Regions from separate parts of the Mus musculus genome. Here region 1 is linked to region 2. Evidence: chromatin loops called from intact Hi-C (ENCODE). Cell type or tissue: heart. All regions are shown on one strand. Region 1 has its middle 120 kb from the start of Gm38595. Region 2 has its middle 130 kb from the start of Gm22785.

Region 1 (8,000 bases), 84 kb before region 2:
GTTTTCTAGACAGGGTTTCTCTGTGTAGCCCTGGCTATCTTGAAACTCAGTCTGTGGACCAGGCTTTTCTCATACTCAGAGATCTACCTGCCTCTGCCTCCTGAATACTGGGATTAAAAGTGTGCAACAACCACCACTGCCACGCCACAGATGGTGTTTTAACCACTTAATTTATGACTATTTCTTATGGCAGCCACAAAAGACAATATGTGTTACTATAAAAGCACTATAAAACATAAACAAACAAGGGCAAAGAACAGTTCCTGTAAGGGTCTTTGTTGGCCATGGGCTGGGCTTCAGAACAAGAAGTTTTAGAACCAAATGCCTTTATAAACTGCTGCATACATCACTGTCAGTGATGGGCTGCTTCCTTTCATCCTGTTTTTTTTTTTTTTAACTACCATTAAGTCTTGTGCATCTTATTAATCACATTGCATTAAACTTTAGGACACACAGTAATTGAGCTGTCTACAAGCTGGACTTTGACGACTTTATGTGATATGTAGGTTGGACTCTGTATTCAAGTCCTGTTTCTTCATTTGAAGCAGCTGGTTATCTTAGATTACAAAAAGCCAAATATACCGTACACTTTTACAATTGTTATTGTTTTATTGTTATTCTTTTTATTAAAATATGGAAATTTCTACAGGAAAAATTGTATCAAATCAAGAATTCACTACTCCCTAGCCCTCTGATATGCTCTTAGAATTCCTGGTAATACAGGTGGTTCAGTTAGAAGGTTGGCAGTCACACGAGAGCACAAGGCACAACACCAACACTGTACATTGCATCCATGTCTGTTGAGCTTGTTCACTTAGCTAGGACTTCTGTTGGGGTTTAAATGTTCATGTGTTAGAACGTTAATTGTCTAATTCATATGTGGACAATATTTGGAGGAGGAAATTTAGAAAATATTTAGGATTAGATAAGGTCATAAGGTTAGGGTCCCTATAATGGTTATAGTGGCCTTATAAGAGGAAGAGAGCCTCTTAATTTATATTCCTTATATATTTCCTGTCAAGGATATTGTTATACCACTAGAAAATGGACTAGAACAACAGCATGGAATGCTTTTTTAAAAACCAATGACTCCCTTTCTAGTTCACTGCTGCACATAGTAGGTGCTCTATAATGAGTACTTTCTTTCCTTGTATTAAGTGGATAAATGAGTTCACTGGAAACTGAGGCTCAAAGCAGGACCCAAGATAATAACAGGCAGACCTGGGATGATGATGGCACATGGTGATAGCACAGCTTACGATCTGCCTTCTTCTCACACCATTGTGGCCCTGGTGGGGGCAGCTATGAAGACCCCTAGGAATAAAGAAGAAATTGGAAAAATCTCAAGCTTCTAAACGAGCAAGGTGGGATGGCTACCCATAATTTAGTATTTCCTAAGTTTGGGAGGCTCCAGAGACAGACTTTAGGGATACTATTAGAGCCCCTAAAGATTGAACCTTGAGATATAAACTCTACCTTAGGGTATAGATGAAAAATATCATTCTTGTTTTCCTAGAAATTCAAGGGAATAGAATAGAGTACAGTATGCTTGGCAAATAAGTAAGAATCAAGAAGACTTTGTGGGGATCTACAAAGTCTACTCTGATTCACCTGGGGTATCATGCTAAACCTGACTTTCTGTGCCAAGATACCAGCAAGCATTCACAGCTGTAGGCAAGGGGGTGACCCTTAGCTAGAGACAGCAGATGCAGAAAATGGTGCAGTTAGAGAAGCCAATGCAGAAGTCAGACCTTTGAATGGCATCTATCATTCTGGGTGATTCTGAACTTGTCTTTCAACTTATTTTATTACTGGTGGTTCCCTCTTCACTCTTCAACTAGAAAACGCAGAAGCAATAAAATTCACAGATCATCTTTAATCTTGTTGCACAAAAACCTACTATATACCTTCCTGAATGTGAGGTGTCATATTCCAAGGAGCCATTATCTGTCCATAACTCATCAGGTAGGGGTGGAAGTTCATGTTAGACATTGACTGGCTTGATCTTTTGGATCCTGTGCAGGTCCCATGCTAGTAGCCACAGTTGCTAGGTTCTCACTAATTTGCCCCTGAGTCCTCCACAGACATGCGTCCTCTGTACTTGGGTCCCAAGGAATTTCTGTGTCAACTACCTTCCACAAGGAAATTTCTCTGTTAAGGACTATGTGCTATAATATCTATGTGTTGGAGAGAGAGAGAGAGAGAGAGAGAGAGAGAGAGAGAGAGAGAGAGAGAAATATTTAGAAAGAATTTGGTATTATATCCATTTAGAAAAATTGTAATAGTAAGTTCACTTGAGTCCTGTAAGGTCCCTAGGCGTTCTTGAACTTTCAATCCTTCTGCTCTAGCATCTGGAGTAGGAAAAAAGTAGAAGATAAGGATCTTAAGAAGGGATTAGCCTGGATTTGTTTCAGTGGGCCCTAATCCAATGATAAGCGATCTTAAAAAAACAAACAAACAAACAAAAATCCCAGACACATAAAGAAGAGGAACTATGGAGAAGCCATATAAAGATAAAAGCAAGGACTGCTGTGACATTGCTACAAAGTAATAAAGCCAGGGGTTGCCAGAAAGATAGAGGCTACAAGGAGATATTTTCTCCACAAGCCTTAGAAGGGAACATGGCATGCTCAACCTTGACTGCAACAGAGTGATAATGATTTTCTCCAAGGCCACTGGAGCTTTCTAATCTACCTTCCCCAGTCAGTCATGCACTCTCTGAAGTCAGCAACCATGTCATTTTTATTCAACATTATAACCGCAGTTTCTATCACAAATTCTGGAAGATTTGGGGTCTTGCTTCATTGAAAGGATGAATGGAGACATTGCTGGAGGTTATGCCTGAATCCTCATGTGCAAGTACATTTTTTAAAATTCAAGGTTCATATGCTTGGTGCTGAACTCAAATCAAGTATCTATTTGTGTTCATTATATGTGACAAATAAAAGTAATGCTGCCAGCAGTTACTTAGAAATCTGCAAAATGATTTGTGTTGGCAATGAATAAGTGAAGCCTGGTTCTGTGGTTTGTCCTTTCTGTCATATCCTGTCTCTAACTCAAAATGGAAAAGTCACAAGAAAAGGCTTTCCTGTCCTATGCAGCTTCTAATCCATCAGACCCCTTTAATCCTGAGCAGGCCCTTTTAGCAAGGTGAAGTGATTTACACACCGCCAGTGACTAACGGCCATCTCACAGACACTTACCTGCATGGGTTTAAGAAAAGTCTACAGAAGTGGATTTTCACAGTCAATGGATGGATCACAGGGCCCCCAATGGAGGAGCTAGAGAAAGCACCCAAGGAGCTAAAGGGATCTGCAACCCTGTAGGTGGAACAACAATATGAACTAACCAGTACCCCAGAGTTCTTGACTCTAGCTGCATATGTATCAAAAGATGGCCTAGTCGGCCATCTCTGGAAAGAGAGGCCCACTGGATATGCAAACTGTATATGCCCTAGTACAGGGGAACGCCAGGGCCAAAAAGGGGGGGTGGGTGGGTAGGGGAGTGGGGGTGGGTGTGTATGGGGGACTTTTGGTATAGCATTGGAAATGTAAATGAGCTAAATACCTAATAAAAAATGGAAAAAAAAAGAAAAGTCTAGCCTGCTAGAAACACCCAAGATGACTCTGCTCATTTTTATGCCCTTTGTGACAAGGCAAATTCCTAATTTCCTAAGTAGAAGGAATAGTCTAGGGAAAGACACCCCTTCCCGGGAGGTCCTCTTTCACAGTCTCTGCAGGGTATCTTTGTCTTGAGTTAGTATTTTGTAAATAGCTCACTCCTTGACTGCAGATGCCAGTTCCAGAAAGGGATTAAAGACAGGCTTTGGAGAGCTGCTGGTGCACTTGAGACCAAAGGGGCTGAAGAGGAATGGCTTGAACTACTTACCTTCAATAACCTGCCAAGACTTCCCTTTTTGCTCACCTCAACTGCTTCTTTAATTCTTGAGATTTTATCTGGAGCTAACAGGCAGGGCATGAGAACAGTCAGAGCCGGGCTTAAGAGGGAGGGGGGTGCTTGTGAGGTTACCCCGCTGAGATGTACCTAGATCAAGAGAAGCTTGATTTGGCTCCACTGTAGCACCCTGGCCTGGAAGGTGCTTAGGTCTGGGGGATTTTTTGGGGGGCTCCAAAAGGATCTAGAGTTAGGACCTTCTGACTTCTTCATGGAGCTGTAGAGAGGCTATGAACAAGTCTCCTAGGCAGTCAAAACTAGAGTGCTATAAAGAAAGGCAGCAATACAATACTAGTACAGGAGATGATGAAATGGACACTGTGGAAAGCATTGTTAATGAGAGAGTGAGGTTGGTGCTCAGCAGGCACTGTGATCCCTAATACTTGGTCTAGTTGGGGAACTTTCTCAAGAAGCCCCTATTCCATAAAGGCTATGAGAATTGAAGGGCAAACAAAGGAGGAAGGTTGGCCCCTGGTGGCAGTCTACCTAAAGCTCTTTCTGGGAATAGTGTCATTTCAGGGCAAGGGCAAGGGGTGGGAGGATATCACATGCCTTTAACATCCCAGTTGTTGGAATTTCATTCACTTTCTTGTTTTGAACATATATTTGCTGATGCAGCTGGTAAAACGAGTAAACAAATAGGTTCTAAATAAATTAGCTGTGTTTAAGTTCAGTTTATTTTATGAGCATGAAAGGTTTAAACAGAAAGAATCCATATTACATGGATTAATTAGAAGTTTTAGGCTAAGGGGAAAAACAGAAAAAGCAGAACCAAGAAAATAAGTTGCAGAGCATAATATAAAACTCAGCAGGCTTTGATTTTCTGCGATGAAGCTATTAAAAAATAATTAAGACACAAGCCACAATCTTACTCTAAGCATGAATCAGACCTATCAAAGGCATATGTTTGTTTTTACATTATGACATACATAAATTTAGCCCAAACTATGAGCTTGGGCTGTGAATTGAGCTAACCCTGAACACTAATTCGATGCCTAACAGAGCAGACCATGGCTGCTGCTGATGCCTTCTATCTAAGCTACTTTAAAGGAATAGACAGCAGGCTTGAGGCTGTAAATGCAGGGCAAAGGGACCATTAGGGTCCTTAGACACCAGAGACCCGCCCCCCCCCCCCCCCCGCCCCTTACAGGAACCAAAAGGCATATTGCTTCGTTCCATTTGCAATGCAAAACCATCTCTTAGGATAGTTGCCAGAGTTGGGTTGTTTTGATCCAGCTCTGAGATGACTGCAAGCTAGTCCTGCTCCTGAACTCAGTTGTGTCTACATGTGTCCTTAAACTTTAGTATTCTAGCAGAAAACCGCAGAGATGGGAATCCATGCTCCTAAAATCACAAGCAGGCTAGAAGAGATTACTAGCTTATTGATAAGTGTTCCCAAACATCTCCATCACAGACTAAATACAAAGACATGTAAGGTGCAAACAATGAGAATGTCTTAACGTTAGGAATTTTCTTCTTCTGGAAATGATGCTATTTTGTTCCCGTGGACTTTTTTTGAGATGATAGTGGTAAGCTCAGTATAGCTACTTGTTGAAATAGTTTTTTCCTCAAAGGTGTAATTGAATTTGGAGTCACAATCTGTGCCCCAAGCCATATTCTGATTCTCATCCCTAATAAGTCAATTAAAAGCATCAACAGTGTGAGAGGAAAAGGAGATTTGTTCAATGTGGCCACATTAGGAAGAAAGGACAAAGAAGTCCAGGGAACCAAGCTCATCCTGAAGTGAGATTAGTTTAAATAGAGGGACATGCACCTCTAAGCAGCCCTGGTCAAGGCATAGTCTCACCTACTATTGGTGAGACTACTACTCATCTTTATCTTGGCTTCAGTCTCTTCCTATAAGTTGTTCTGGCAAGTTGTTACAATAGTGTCAACTCTCTTTCAGGGAGACAAGTCCTTATGACTGGGCCCCATTCCCACCATGAGTTTCTTGAGAAGTCACTCCCAATATATTTGGGGTTCATGGTTTCAATAGTCTGTCAGATAGAGAGACATGTGTGTCCCTTTAGAACATTTTCCTTTCTGTTAGATCCTCTGGTTCACTCCAGGTCCTTAACTCCTGGAGGGCAGGTGAAGGCAAGAAGAAGGAGGGAGCATGAGGAAACATACAAGTGCCATGACAAAGGTGGTCTGCGCAAGTGAGATCCTAGCCTAAAATGAGGAGGGCTGCAGCCCGGTTCACTCACAGGGCTCTAGCCTCCCTGTGCAGGGGGAGGAACCCTGGTGCTGGCTCTCACTACAGTCTGGCCACTTCCTGTTTTACACAGCTGCTCGGGAAGGAGAAAGATTGCCCATTTTCCCAGGTGTGAAACCCTCTTATGATTTGCTAGCCTCCTTTCTCATGACACCCCCTACTCTTTGCTTCTATGGATTCTCACAAGAACAACCCCAATTGCCATCTGAGCACACCAAGTGAGACCTTGCGAACTGAGAGAGTGTGTACAGGATGACGCCAAACTTTCCTGGCAGCCAAGCTCAGAGCATCTCAGCCTTAGGGGTGGGGGAGGCTCCTGCCCATGGCAGTCCTGGCGAGATCTCCAAATGCTGATTAGTTCTTACTTTCCTGGCTGGAAATACACCAACTCTTTTTATCCAAAGATTCACGACTCTCCCTGGAGGGTTAAAACATAAATAGCAGTTTCTAACCACACTAATAAATAGATGAAGCTAAGCAAACAATTTATCAGCTGTCCTCACAGCCCCTCAGTGTGCCCGTCTGCCTTCCCGCCTCACTAATGTGCCCACCACTTTCCCTGGGCACGCTCTCATTCTGCAAAGGCTGAGAGAGAGGCTGGCCAAGTGGGTCTAAAAATAAAATGAACAAGAGGCAGAGAACAAGCTGCTACCACCCAAGCAGAGTATGTTGTCTGCCCAGAGACAAAGCCATGGTGCCAGGAGCTTAGATAGATCTGTCTATGAGAGGTTTTGGTTTCCCTCAGACGCCAAAGCTTGCCCAGATTAGTATTCCCCTGGTGTGGGGAGCATGAGTTTCCTTTATCATTTACCTTATGAGGTAGCATATTCTGAAACTGAAGTGTAGTGGAGGGTCTGGGTCCCAAGGTGGAGCCTGCCCCTGTCAGTCTCTGGGTGGCTGTGTTTCCTTTCCCATGCAGTCAGAGATGACTTGTGCTGTCTTACACACAATGTCTTACAATGCTTTGGGCTCAGGTTGGTCCATTCCCAAGAACATAGGAGGGATAGGTAATACTTCTCAGATAAGGCAGACTGCAAGCCCAAGCTGCTAAAAGGTAGGACGGCTCTGACCACAGAAGGAAGAGATATGCCCAAAGATACATGCAAGGCAGGGCAAACCAGGGACCTGAACCCTGGGCCAGGCATCTGGTCAGGGCCTTCCAAGATGCCAGTGGGCCAGGGAGGACCCAGCAGCTTATCCAAGACCCTCAGAAGTAGCAAGCTCAGTGCCAAGCCAGGTGAGACATTTCCTCCTGGTAATTCTGTAGGCTTGCCATGGGTCACTCGAAGTTCTCCTAGAGAAATGGTGTCTCTCTAGTGCATGGTTTCCAAGGGTACAGGATGCAGCTCAGAAGCAACTGCCCTGGTCTCAGGCTGGCTTGGATGGAAGCTGACAGAACTTTCCCACTGGGTTCATAAGGAGCCATGGCAGGCTCTTCGTTCCCTGCAGCTTAGCAGAAGACACAGAACAAGGCTTTGCTCTGAGTCATCCCAAGGAGGGCACTTCTTCTAGATAGAAATAGGCCTGTGACTCACTCAGCAACCTGTAACATTGGGCCACTGTATGAGAGATGAATCATTAGGCATAGGCAGGCCTCTGGCCTGACTTGGATGAACACAGGGATTTTGATGGAATGCAGCATGACTCTAGTGACAACCTTGCTATGCCATAGCATTAAAATGCTTGTATCCTTGGCATAGCAGGACCCACTGAAGAGATATAGCACACACTCCAGCCATTTTCCCCACTGTCCTAGATTGAGTGTCTATGGAAGTCCAAGCAGGATCTACAGCTCCTGTCAAGGGACAGATGACATTTAGGTAAGGGCAGA
Region 2 (8,000 bases):
ACAGTCTTTTCTACACTTGTGTCTCAGTGCACAATCTGGCTATTTTCCACTGACATATATTCCAGTTCATTAATTCTTCCTTCTGTGGTGTATTATCTGCTATTATACCCATCTTGTTAGTCCATTACTTTAATTATTGAATTTTTCATAAAAATTTTACACAATTATATTTTTATTTCTTCACATCAAAATATCACTAGATATGATGTTCACCTTTCTGATATCTTGCCACAATAATAATTGTTAACTTTATAAATCTTTAATGCTTTGCAAGCATTTTAATGCATTGACTAGAATGTTTATCTCTTTTGATGTGATGGCTTGTCCTCTATTATCAAAGTCAGTAATCTTAACATTTCATCTCTAAGTTCTCCATCATGGTTCAGACATATGGCATGGATTCATATTTAATACCTGTCCTGATTATTAATCATTTTTATAATAATAGAAACATTTTTGCAAAGTGAACAGAGGGCAATTTGTTGTCACATCCTCAGTACTCAGCTGGATGCCTGGCTCAACACTAAAGAGTCTTGTTAGAATAAATGGAATACTTAGGCTGTGCTTTTTAGAAGATGGGAGATTTGTATTGGACTTCAAAGGGTGACAGGACTATGGAGACACTAGAAGAATATGTTCTAGGATTTTAACATAAATTTACAGGTTGTGTCAGGATTCTTGGCCATACACAATAGAAGTTAGCTCTGAAAAACTTAAGCAGGAAAAGGAGATAGGAAGAATAATGCCATAGATTATAACTATAAGAATCAGAGTCAATGTTCATATATGTAGATGCACAAACAAAATCACAATTTAGAATTTTTGTTGTAACATCTTTGTTGTACCACTAAGTCTTAGACTTTATAGTTTGTCCATCAACAACACCTATTTCCTCTGGCCCCACTAGCATTATAGCTCCCCAAAATGGAATAATGTGGTAGATTTTCTGCTGGCCATGTGTTTCTTCATCATTGACACTGATCCAAAAACTAACTGCCTGAGTTTGAGTTGTGAAAAAATGCTCCTTGGGATCAAAGAACAGCTGGGGAAATGAATATATGGTACTTTGAGTTTCTTCAAATCTGGGTACCTGAAAAGATACTTAACCACCATAGGACCAAAATAGGACTTGATTTTGGCACTGAGTTAGCTATCTCTCATATTTGGCCAGCAGAGAGGTGCTGGGCATAGGCCTAGAATGGAGCTGACAAAGGCAAGCCCTCACGAGCTGTACATGAACTATCCCTTCCTTGTGTTATAAAGAGCGTGAGAAGAGGCTGCCATCTTTAGGTTGTCTCCTTGCTAGCCTCTCTCTACCTCAACCCTCACTGTATCTAAAGGAGTGTGTGCTTCTTAGAAACAGGAAATATATTTGCCTCAGATCTCATGTAGAGTTTTCAATCTAGAACATGAAACTTAGCCCATTTTTGCCCTTTTGCCTTTGAGACCTGCAACAGCTTCCCAGAGCTTCACTCTTGTATCATTGGCTGAGCCCAAGAGTGGCTCTGACCCATGGTATCAAGCTTTAGTACTCTAAGTAGAGCAGTCCCTTCTGTGAAGAATGTCCCAAATTCATGCTTTGCCCTTTCCGTAGTGCATGACTATAACCAGTTCTGCTGCTTTAGGGCTGAGTGTGATGTTTATGTCATTATTTGATTTCTTGGCATTCAAAATCCTCATTAATATACATTTGTGTCTCTCTGTGGAAATAAAGGCGCGTGTTCTCTGTGTATGTGCTCACATTTCTTTATTTAGCCTGGCACCTGCCTTCATCCCCAGCATGTTAGTTTAGCATCTGTGCTTTTCCCTTGCAAATCTCTAGAGCTTAGAATTCTTAGAGGAAATAATTTATTTCTCTCTAGGAAGATTTTTCTTCTTCTCCTGAGCTAGCTTTAGGGGCCAAGCACTTGTGATGAAGGAAGGTGAGCTGCATTATCAACTCCAGCAGGAAGAGCACTGCATAGGCCATAGCCACTGGCTCCAGGGTGAACAGAGGAAGATATTCCAGGGGATAATGGCTACTGTTTCCATGGACTCTCATGTTAAGTCCAGAAAGCTTCTTGGAATGATTTGCTTTCAAAGGTTCCTCTCACTGACATGTCATTGACATGGGGCAATAGGATAATATTGGTGAGAGCTGGGCTCTAGAGCAGTTAAGATGAAGTTGTAAATGTCACTAGAGGATTCCTGCATGGTTGCCATTTACCAGAATTTTGTAGAGATGGCTCACAGATTTCAGGAGCTAGGAGGAAGGAATGAGATGATCTAGAAACATGTGTTGGAACCTCAGCCCTGAGCCAAGATCTTGATGTTTTACTGATCTACTGATCTACTAGTTGGTTGATGGGCATTTGAAGCCATTCATTAAAATAAATCCACTGGGATCTGAGGACCAACCTTTCATGCTGGACACTTTTTGAAGTCTTCATCTCTGGAAGAGATCCAGGCAAGACAGCTCTGGGTGCATGTGCTGTATGCCAGGTATAGACTTGACCAGACCTACAATCACATCCTAGTTTTACAACTTCTATGCCTTGCCGCTTTAGGCAGATTACTTCCTTCATCTCAGTTTTTGTCTCTACATTTGTAAAGTAGACAGATTCAATGATACTGTGTCCTCTACGCACCAAAGACAGTGACTGCTTTATGGTAAGTGCTTAATAGTCAAAATCCATTGTTATAAAAATAACCTTAAACTTGGAGTCTGAAATTTGAGTCTCAATCCAAACCTCAACTATACCAGTGATGATGAATTTTGCTTCAGTGGTAAAATACCACAAATACATGCATTTCACTTCTCTTCTTAGATGTCATCAAGGTGCAAATCAAATGGAAAAAAACATTAAGGACCTTTGATACCTATTGTTGGCTGCTCCAGTGGGAAAGACGATTGTCCAGGATTAAGGTAGGAAGATGATTGAAGTCTGTGGAAAGACAGAGTCCCAATGAGCCAATGTAGGAGAAATAGTCGTGAATGGGAAGCCTGGGAAGACGTGGAGGAAGTGCTGGGAAGTGAACAAGACTTTTGCCTCAAGACTTAGCCATTTATTCTTCTAGCAAGTACATTTGCCTCTGCAGTACACACAAGCCTAGGCATAGTCACACACGGGCACATACTAGCACAGTGGAGACTGCGTATGCTGTTACTTCCTATTCATACAGCCTTGACCAAAACATCACACCTAATTGCCAAAACATCTTACTTGATGGCATCGTGGTTTCTTCATCTGTGATCTCTAGAGAATGAGATCAACCACTCTGTGTTGATGGATAGTTAAGCAATACTGTGGCTGTTGAAGAAATCAACAGAATACCACATAAAGGAAGAAAGTTGTCCTTATTCTGTACTTCTATGTTGGTATGAAATACAGAGAAGTTGATTTAAATCTAGCTAATATTCATACATGTACACAGCCCCTGCTGTGCCATAGATCTCTAGGAATCTATCTCTTTTATATTACAGTTACATAAAAAGCAATTTATACCTAAAGGATTATGGAGAGGGGGGAAGAATATGATATATGTATAGTATTGTGGGACTGCTACTAGAACAAAGTACTATGAGCAGGATAATAGTCTTGGATCGTGGAAATCTAAGCCGTCAATAAAGCTGGCTCCTGAGTATTGAGAGGTAGAAGCTATTCCGTACCTGTTTACAATCCTCTCTGTTTGGCAAGGGCAGCACTCTCTGCCATTTCCTGCCTTGCAATGGCATCTTTTTGTTACATTCGTTGTTATATAGCATTTTATTCCTGGAGTGTTTTCCCTCCTTATACATTGGTCATTCCAGTCCAGTATATCATAATATTAACTACTTTTATCTGCAATTTGCCTGTTCCAAATAATGTCACTTGAGTTATTGGGGATTAGGACTTCAACACCTAAATTTTGAGGCAATACAGTTCAATACATAATGCTTTGTGTAGGTGTGTATTGATGAAGCACTATTTTAAAAAGATAAACAATTTCTCCTTTCTAAGTTATCAGTATATCTTTCTTCTCCCAGCACTTCATGGTTTTCCTCATCTTTTATGTCTTTATCCCTGACATAACTAAATAAAACTTGGGACCCACTCATTATGTAGGTAGCTAACAGCAGAGGCATGTGGAAGGGCAGAGAATCACTGCGCCTTTTACCTCTATACATCTGTCTTCATGGAATAGGATGCAGCTCTTCACACTTTTGTAACTAACTCAGAAACTGTTCCCTCTCCATGCTACTGTGATCTAGACATCTTTTAAAGGAGTATTTTCTACCTCCTAGGGCCTCCATAGTCCTGCTGAACTTGGCTTATCACATGCCTGCCTCTCCAAGCATCACACCTCAGCATTTGGTGTGATCCAACCATCTCAGAAATCTTTAACCTGCCCACATAGACCATGGTTTCTCTGGAGTTGAGCCTTGGGACATACATGGAAGTTCCTTTCTTCTGCCCTTACAACCCAACCCCCACCATTCCACCATCCCTATCTAGAAATGTTCCTATTGGCAATGCTGGTTGAAGTCTGCCTGCATTGTTCCTGTATGTCGGCTGCCAAGTATCTCAGAGCCAAATGTATTTTGGTCCCAATGATCTCACCCTCAAGTCCCAGCAAAATGTTCTCTCTCCTTCCTCCAAATGTTTCTGACCTCTCTCTTTAAAGTTTTACTTCTGCAGATTCTTTTCATCAATGCATTTCTTATAAGCCACTTCAATCTTTAGAAAAGTATATGATAAAGATGTCCTGCTTGTTGCATCTTGGGCTAGCAAAAATTGTATTAACCTTCTAGCTGTGAAGAGAGCAATTGAACAGGATGCATCCTCCCATGGCTAGTCTCCTGGAAAGGGCTGCAAGGATGAAGTCCAAAGCCTTTCTCACTGACTAAGTATATAAACTAAAGCTCACAAAGCCTGCTTTCCGATCTGTCCAATAGGCTGACGATTCCCCTGCCCAGCTCAGGAGACTCTTATTGAACTTTGATTAATTTTTTTTAGTTGAACATATTCACAGACCATGTTATGTGCTAGGTAGTTTTAAACACACTCGTATTGTTTTACTAAGTCCTCAGAAGAGCTGCTCTCTGCACAAGAGGAAAATATGGTCCAGAGAGATTTAAAGACTTGCTCTAGCTTGCACCCCAGCTAAGGGGTTTGGTTCTTGGTCCCTTGCTCTTGCCCACTGCCCATGCTTTATCTTCGAGTACATGGTGGAATATTTTGCAAGTACATAGGACACAGCCTGCATTCCATTTATTCTTAAGCTTATCTTCTGCAGCCTGTAATTGTAGATGTTGACCTCAAGGTTCTTTGCATCTTCTTTCTCTCTCCTTTTAATAAGCCTTCTGGGTATGTCTTATAGAACATGCACAGATACCAAAACATGCTATTTATCAGACTTTTTAAATGACAATATTTGTTACTAGGGTAAAGTGGTAGTCATGTTAGAAACTGGCATGCTCTTTATATTTTTGGCTGTATGAATTGATCATGAGACAAAATAAAATCACAAAACAGCTTGGCACCAATTAGAACATTCTAGATGTGTGTGAGTCCCATTCCCCAGCAACCTATCCAAAGTCTTGGCTTTCCCAGTCCATCCATAAAAGCACATGTTGCTACTGAAGGCCAGGATCGTGTGCCATCTCAGCACTCATGCCAAGCCTCCGGAGGATAGCAATTCTGACAGCCTTGCTCTGGAAGCCAGCGCTGGCCTGCAAAGATCCTGCACCCAGGCAACAGGAAGCAGTAAAAGACAATTCCCTGGAAGGGTTTCCTTCAGGATTTCCTGGGAAGAGTTCTCATTTCTAAAATGCTCTTTTTAGGGAAGGGAATGTAGTTCAGGGACTTTAGGTTCATGCTCTGTTTTCTACAGAGCCACAAGCACAGGCAGTCTCTGGAATCCCATGTGAGGGCCTCTTCAGTCTCCTCCCTAGGCAGCTCTAATCTCACTTGTCTAAGAATTCAAACCCATATTAATCCACTTGTTTACAACATTAAGCCCCTCAGCTTGCCATCAGGAACCAGAAACTAAGTGACTATAGGCTTGGATGTTAAGCAATAGCAGAGAGTTCCATGTGGGAGGTGGGTGGTGGGGCAGGATTAGCGGAAGGACTGGGGCCTTTGCTTGCTCTTTGCTCTCTTGACTGTCCCTGGGACACAACATCTCTGCTTCTTCCTATCTCTGGGTGCTGAGGATTGGGGCTCTATATTTCTCAGTGTTTGGAGATTTGCCATCAAAGACATCAAAGACTAGGCTGCATTCTGCATATAGCAGGAAAGCAGCACAAGTCCTACACTCCTGGTACCCTCCCTCTGGCATTGGATACTTGCAAACACTTTACTTGATCATAAAACTCAAATAAGAAACACTTCAGTAAAATAGCACCTCGGGCAATTCCTCTTGGTACTTGGTAGGTGCTGACAGCTGGTGGGCAAGCAGCTTACTAGTGCCTCTTTTCTACTGTCAATAGCTCAGCTATGCCATCACCCTCCTCAATTGACCATGCTGTCACAAAAGCAAACTCCACTTGGTACCTCTTTCCTGGGAGTTCTTCAGAGCCATAAATTCTCAGGGCTTCTTCCTAAGCAGCCATACAGAATAAGCCAGTCATTGTCTCCCCTGGTTTTCCACTGTCTGTTTTGTTCCTGTACAATGTTGCTCCATTGCTCAAATCCATCTATGGCTCTCTGCAGCCACAGGCTGCAGTCTGGAGTCAGAAGTGATATTCCAAATCCTTTGTGGAGATCTTTGTTCAGACTTTGTGCCAAGCCTTCTCTCTTATGGTGTACTTTACTCTCTCTTGACTATCTGAGACTCCCTAGTGGTAGTTTGTTTCTCTCTGCTCTGCCTGAGCCCAAACAGCTTCTTTTCCAAGCCTATTGACAATTTGAAATTACTTTCTGTTTTTAAACTATACTTTATGTATGGGAACAGCCCAGTATGTCCAAGTATGGACTAAGTGCTTTTAAAGTAACTTTTTATTTAGACAGGGGGGTGTCTCTGTGTCAGGCCTGAGAAGAGAGGAACAAGAATATTACTTTGGCATGTCAGGTGAAGAACCTGAGGCACAGAAATGTTTCATACATAGCATTAGCCTATATATAACACAGTCTGTATTCTGTATTTCTATACAGATCTGTCTAAATCTACATTAACCCATCTTCATTTCCTTCTATGGCATTTCTATCTTGTAAAGCCCACTGCAAAGTTTCCTTTTTTTCAGAATGGATACAGAAAATGTGGTACATTTACACAATGGAATACTACTCAGCTATTAAAAACAATGACTTCATGAAATTCACAGGCAAATGGATGAAACTAGAAAATACCATCTAAAGTGTGGTGACTCAGTCACAAAGGAACAAACATGGTATGTACTCACTGATAAGTGGATATTAGCCCAAAAGTTCAGAATACCCAAGATTCAATTTACAGACCATATGAAGCCTAAGAAGAAAGAAGACCAAAGTGTGGGTGCTTCCGTGCTTCTTAGAAGGGTTAACAAAATATTCACAGGAGGAAATATACCAATTTGTAAATGAAAATGTCACCTAGTGGGGGGAAATAAATCTGTTCTTTCCCCTAAAACCTTAAACAGCAAGATCTCTTGCTGTTTGATGCCTGAATCCAGTAGCCTAGTGTGTAAACTGAAAGTGTTTTTATTTAATCTGGAATGTTGCCTCCTCTTTCCTTTTGATACAACTCTAATCTCTTGTGGGTGAATAATTACTGTTCAAGTCAGAATAGAGAAGCAGATCTTTATACTAATAAAAGACAGTGTCTCTCTTTGAAAACAAAAATAAAAACAAAACAAAAAACAAAAGCAAAAACAAAAACAAAAACAAAATTCCTCTTTTTCATCCACATTCTCCCAATACATTTTCTTTTCTATGTTCCAAGCCAGAGATTGCTAGCTGGAAGTTAGGAGTCTACTTCATTGACCTGAGCTGTGTGATGCCATGGGATCGAAAGCAGGCAGGCTTTACCCTGGTCAACCCAGCTCACTTTTAGATTGGGAG

Evidence for each region. Peaks named below come from ENCODE experiments on the same cell type or tissue, not always from the same donor. Only the 100,000 strongest peaks of a DNase experiment are listed, where the experiment ranks them.
Region 1: a loop joins it to region 2, with 2.7 times the contacts of the local background. A loop is called at or near these places in 4 of 42 quality-filtered maps.

The regions. Positions count from the first base shown.
Region 1 is chrX:70,898,728-70,906,727 of GRCm38, reverse strand. No RefSeq gene overlaps it. Among named protein-coding and RNA genes, the nearest start is that of Gm38595, 120 kb to the left of the region's middle. In heart, no CTCF peak of the experiment used is centred here; no DNase peak of the experiment used is centred here.
Region 2 is chrX:70,814,483-70,822,482 of GRCm38, reverse strand. No RefSeq gene overlaps it. Among named protein-coding and RNA genes, the nearest start is that of Gm22785, 130 kb to the right of the region's middle. In heart, no CTCF peak of the experiment used is centred here; a DNase peak (open chromatin) is centred at 4,502.